Linked DNA regions of Mus musculus: region 1 is linked to region 2. The links are chromatin contacts, found by Hi-C or POLR2A ChIA-PET in ENCODE. All regions are on one chromosome and are shown on one strand. Each heading gives the region's core, a stretch centred on a gene start or an enhancer-like site at or near the end of the contact. The rest is flanking DNA. Distances are from core to core; before and after follow the strand shown.

What was found. Hi-C counts contacts between places; a loop is a spot of excess contacts on that map. ChIA-PET counts read pairs that join two places held with the same protein, here RNA polymerase II (POLR2A).
Region 1: POLR2A ChIA-PET joins it to region 2 with 126 read pairs in Patski. The contact joins the promoter of Nhlrc2 here to the enhancer-like site in region 2. A Hi-C loop is called at or near these places in 3 of 37 maps with a recorded cell type or tissue (T-helper 17 cell, gastrocnemius and left cerebral cortex). POLR2A ChIA-PET finds 5 or more read pairs at or near these places in 2 of 5 experiments (Patski and embryonic stem cell).

Annotation. Positions count from the first base shown.
Region 1 is chr19:56,546,922-56,549,621 of GRCm38, reverse strand. It overlaps Nhlrc2 (NHL repeat containing 2), which reads right to left and starts at 1,361. Exons shown (of 11, transcript NM_025811.3): 1 at 762-1,361. The coding sequence starts at 939. Dclre1a (DNA cross-link repair 1A) reads left to right here and starts at 1,500. Exons shown (of 10, transcript NM_001360437.1): 1 at 1,500-1,648; 2 at 1,919-2,700. The coding sequence starts at 2,472.
Region 2 is chr19:56,424,449-56,427,148 of GRCm38, reverse strand. All of the region lies in intron 2 of Casp7 (caspase 7), which reads right to left. Among named protein-coding and RNA genes, the nearest start is that of Casp7, 29 kb to the right of the region's middle. Within about 2 kb of position 1,385, at least 2 of the 3 ENCODE cell types and tissues checked have a DNase peak (open chromatin) inside an H3K27ac peak, as active enhancers do; they include gastrocnemius, where a contact is called at or near this core.

The sequences.
Region 1 (2,700 bases), core at 112-2,611, 120 kb before region 2:
CCGAAATATCCAAGACTGTTGTGGGATGAAGGAGGAACAGATAGATCCTTCCGGAAGATACCTGAACCCTACCACAGGTAACAAATTAACTATGCATGTGGTTTCAGTGTCACACGCCAGGACACATGCCAACACGGCAGGCTAAACAATGACACTCCCAACCAAAGAAGGTAAGGGAGCGTTTTGTTTAAACTGTACTACCGGGAGTATCGTTTCCCTATGTCCCAACAGTTCCCACTACTAGGATTCAAACCTGAGTACTAAGCTAAAATTGATTCCAGATTTTAAAGATCAATAGGTTCACCACTTTGAACGTGGAAACGCGGTTGGACTAGAAAACCATCAGATGCTATGCCTGTAGAATGTAGTCCAACTCTAGTGGTTATTAGACGGGCAGGTTTCCTAGCCTTCCCTGTGCCTCAGTTTCCTTAACTGTAAAACAAGACTAGTAAGAGGGTCTCGGTGGGTTGTACCAGGTAAGTAGGAGCTCTCAAGTGCTTCAAACCGTCTGTGGCACATTAAAAAGTGATCAATATACACCCATGGAGCCTTGAGGCTACTGACGTCAGGTCACGCAGGATTCCAGACAGAGATGCAAACACTGGTCCCCGCCCAGCAGAACCCCCTCCGTGTGTCGCTGCTCCCCTGGAGCACCTCGGGGGCTGTGGGAGGACCGCAGGGCACCGATCTGCTGGCGGGAGGGAGCCACCGAGGAAGGGGAGGACCCGGGAGCGGCCCCCACCCCGACGCCAGCCCCTCACCTTCCGGAAACTCGGGCACCGCTAGGTCCTGCTCCCAGCCGTCCACCTTCTGCAGATACTGGTAGACCAACTCATCCTTCTCTTGCTGGGTGACGGCGTCCAGCAGGGCGTACTCGAGCGAGGTCTGCGCGGGCAGCAGGCCCGAGAGGCTCGCGCCGCGCGCTCCGGGAGCCGCCATGTTGCGCGAGCTCCCGAGGGCTCCGGGGCCGAGGGCGCGGGTCGGACCAGCGTGCGCCGCCCTCTTGACTCAGAGCGGGGCCTGGCCAGCCCGGCCCTGCGCCACACACGCTTCCGCCTCCAATAAGCCTTCCTCCGGACGCCAAAGTCCAAAGGGCCGTGCTTCCCTGGCGCGTAATTAAACTCCAGAGTTGCCCACCCCGCCCCTTCCAGGTTCCGGGCCGCCGCGAAGCCTGGACGTTCAGAGCGCCAGATTCGACACGGGGAAGGCTGCTAGGGTCGCGCTCCAGAGGAGCTGGGAACCCATTGCCTTTGAAGCCCGGCAGGGAATTCCAAGACAAATAAAATTCAAATAACCATGTACACGTTTAAAAGAGCCGACTTAAGAAAAGCCTGCCCATTTGTGTGTCCCACTCTTAAACTGAGATCAGCCGATTCGGCACGGCAGTGACAGTGGGACAGCGTTCCCGCCAAGAAAGACTCGAAAGGTAAAGAAGGTAAAGCAACCCTCGGAGGAGACTCTTTTTTTTTTTTTTTTTTTTTTTTTTTTTTTTTTTAATGTAGGCAGTGAGGCCGGTGGTTTTGTGTTGACAACAACAAAAGTGTCCTGTGACTCTGGGTGTGCTGAAAGTGCGGGCGCGAATGGAATGTCCCGCGAGCTGGCGCAGAGAGGAGGCAGCTGCAGCGGGGTCCCCCTGCTGCCAGGCCAGGTGTGCCCACGAGGGACTACCGGGAGGAACGGGGCGAGCTGCACAAGGGCTCATTGGGATGTTGGCATTATTTAACCTGGGAATAATGTAGGGCTCCTTCATTGATCTTCCCCCCACCCCAGATCCAAAGGCAAAGAGCGGGAGCCTGTAGGAATTTTCTGGTACCTGACCTCTCTGGAGGTCTGCAGAAGTGGCTGATTGATTTCAGGGCAGACAGCCCCTATGGTGTGGAGTACAGTCTCACATGTTTGAACTTTGTTCACTGTGCAGGGTTTGATCCTAGGATGGAGGAAGAAATGGACTGACCCAGGAAGCTGAAACTGGTTGGACCCATGAGTCACGAATAAGGGCAGCTGTCGGTTGTAACCAACACCTCTTTGATTATGGTCTAGTCTATGGACTAGTCTCACACTAAGTAGACTAGGGACTGTGACTGGACTTGTAAATGGACACTTGTCCACATGAACGAGAGCCAGAATAGCTTTCTAACCATTATATGGAGACTGTTTTCAGTTAAAGTCATTGAGCCTGGTACTTACCGTCAGTGCTTGACATTCAAGACATTCTTGATTCTTATTTTTATAAATCAAGTTCTGAGAAGTTAAAAAAAAACCTGAATGAAATAGTGTCACAATGTAAAGAAAACCGTATAGATGTTACCCTGTAGTGAGTTCTCTTAATTTTATTATGGTATAAAATGGAACAGCAGGTGTTCACAGGTACTAAGTGGGTTGTGTGCCAATATCACCAAAGCTTTCAGTTCCAACCAAGTTAGTTGGCTTTTGGCTACTTTTTTTTTCCTATTAAAAACTTGTTACAAGAAATGGACTCTGAATTCACCAAAGACTGGTGCTGTACTCACAAAAATCATTTGGCCATGTTAGAAGACACGTTTTGGGAAGAAGAAATCTGGGAATATAAATCTAAAAGAAAGCCCAAACCCGTACATCCAAATAATTGTTCTGAAAATATTTCAGAATCTGTTGAAAAATCAACAGATGGAAAACACCAGTCAAAAGGAAATGAAAAAAGGACTTCAGAAAATCCAGGCA
Region 2 (2,700 bases), core at 136-2,635:
TCCATTCTACGCATAACACACACACACACACACACACACACACACCCCTCCACCTCTTCCTCTCCCTTTGTCAATTCTCTGCTGATAAATCTAGCTGTTCCTCGGCCTTTTTTTTTTACACACAGAAGACTTTCTAAGGAAACATGGGACTCTTGTTTGGCGGCTGTCATATTTAAGTACAAAATCCAGGATAAATCAGACTAGTGAATTAAAAGTTCTAAATCCTCTTAAAAGCTTGAGTGTTCCACAATTGGCTACAGATTAAAAAAAAAAAATCTGGCCACTAAATCACTGTACTTAGGGCCACACAAGCGAGAGATTGCAACCAATGATGGCGATGACATCCTATAGATCGACCTTTGAAGTCGCTGACACCAAGGGAGAAACAAGTCACACTGGGGGTGAGGGGGTGGGGACAGGCGGAGCAGCTGTGTATCCATCCTTCCTGAGTGCTGGTTTTCCATTGACATAGCCAAGGACCACTTTCTTCATAGGCCAGACAGCCACAGAACTCTTCCAGGAACATAGATAACACCAGCATCGATTACTAGGAAGGATTTGGATTATCCTAGCTTCTTGGGCAGAAAGCCATTTCTTGCAGTCTCCGATTTCAGCATGAGGCCAACTGAGTCATTTTTTTTGAGTTTAAAGAAGAAGAGGAAGAGGAGGAGGGGGGAGAGGAAGAAGAGGAGGAGAAAGATGACAAAGAAAACCCCGCAGGCTATTTCTATAAAAGGGGCTGTATGAAGAAGCTCCAGCAACTGTTACCAGACAACACGGTGGGATCCAAAAGCTATCCTGCCTACTTGATTAGGGAGAGAGAAAGCTCAGAGAGCACAGTGGACTTCTACAATCCACTCTGGGTGCCAGTATAATTTTCTCCATCACTGGAGTAGATAAATACAGGTTTTTATCCTCTTACAGATCCCCTGAGCTGCTCGAAATGTGAATTATCCCTTTCTACATTTGGAAGGGAATATAAGCACACAAACCCGTGCCTATTTATTTTCTGAAGTGTTTCCCTGAATAGGATTCCCAGTAGCCTGTCCTGCAGACATTGCTCAGCACACAGTAAACACATCAGCGGGCACACAGCTCCCTGCTGCTGCTGCTGCTGCTGCGTTTGGAACCGGGCTCTGGCTTTTGTAGCTGCTTTGTCTAAATATTTTGGGGATGGTTCAGTCAGGGTTTGAACATTCCAGCAGAGGGGCTTTCCCACAGTCTTTTCATACCACAGCAAAGGCGGACCAGGGTGCTGGACGGGGAGAGCAGAGAGGGAGGTACCTGGTGTCCCCGTCTGGAAGCAGTCCCCTCTGTAAGACCAGGCTTCCTCCCGAGACCACAGGGAGTGAGTTGCCTTCTTCTCGGTAGTAGTAAAAACTCAACATGGTTGGCGCTCAGCTGGCGACGGGAGGCTGGCACAGAAGGCAGCCCTGAAGGCCCAGGCCTGAATCAGCAGTGAGCTGCCCGCTGGAGTTTTCCATAGGACATTCAGGCTGGGGCTGGGAAGGTCACACTGGCCTCTGGCTTCCCTGCTGACAGGCAGAAATGACCAGCCTCCACACTGAGGCCCCCACATCCCAGGGACAGCTCCCTGTGGACAGAGTGATAAGTACTAGATCCAGAGGGGAAGTGACCACGGGGTCTGTGTTGGAGGACCAGACTTCACACACACACACACACACACACACACACACACACACACACACACACGAAGCCAGAAGGCTATCTTCAAGAACAATGAGCAGCAGGTGGGTGGCCGAATGAACGGTCATCAGCAGAGTGTTCACAGAATAGTGTGGCAGAGCTCTGTGAATGGACTAAGTGAGAATGCTACCCCAAGCATGTTCACACACATGGACAGTTGGTTGACCCCAGTGCCAGGCTTCGAGCAACATTGGTTTGTAAGTGAGCAAAACTAAGACGATTGCTCCTGGGGAATCTGCCAGTCCATCCAGGCTCATGAGGTTGGCTTTCTTCCAAAGGTAGTTAGGCTAGGGTTAGGATGAGCAGACAGGGTTTACAAAGTCCTTTCATCTTCGGGGAAGACCGGTTGCCAGGGGGGTTTTGCATAAAGAAATCACTTTCCAGAAGTGATCACATTTCCCAGTTTCAACCTTCCAAATGCAACTGGGAAAAAAGTGTGCATGAAAGGACCCAAGGCACGGGACGCAAACTGCTTGATGGCTGCCCCAGGGCTCGACGAGTGTTACAGGCACTGAAAGGGGAAGCAGGTGACAGTCAGGTGGTGGCCACAGTGTCCCTGTGGTTACCTGCCATCCTCTACTGTTAACAGAGCTCTTCTCACAGTGTGTGAAGGACAGATGCAGAGAAGCGACGTACATTCCAAGAGTTAAAAGAGAAGAGCAAATTCCTTTCTCCAAACATTAACTAACCTTCCCGTGTCTCTTTCCTTCCTTTCCCCTGACCAAAACAGGAGGCGGAGACAGACCGACAACAATAAAAATCATCAGAAGACTTCAGGAAAAATCATTCAGGGGAGGAAACGGTGCGGAGAATTGTCTTCAAATACCACAGACAGGCAGTGTGGAAGACAGTAATGTGTGTGGATGACTGTAGGACCCAGAAGGGCTCACCATCTCCAGTCCTGAACCGCTCCGTCTGCAGCTGTGAGTGACATTTGATGGATGGTGGATGTATGGGTTGACCTATGGTTGACGAATGGTTGGGCACACTGTG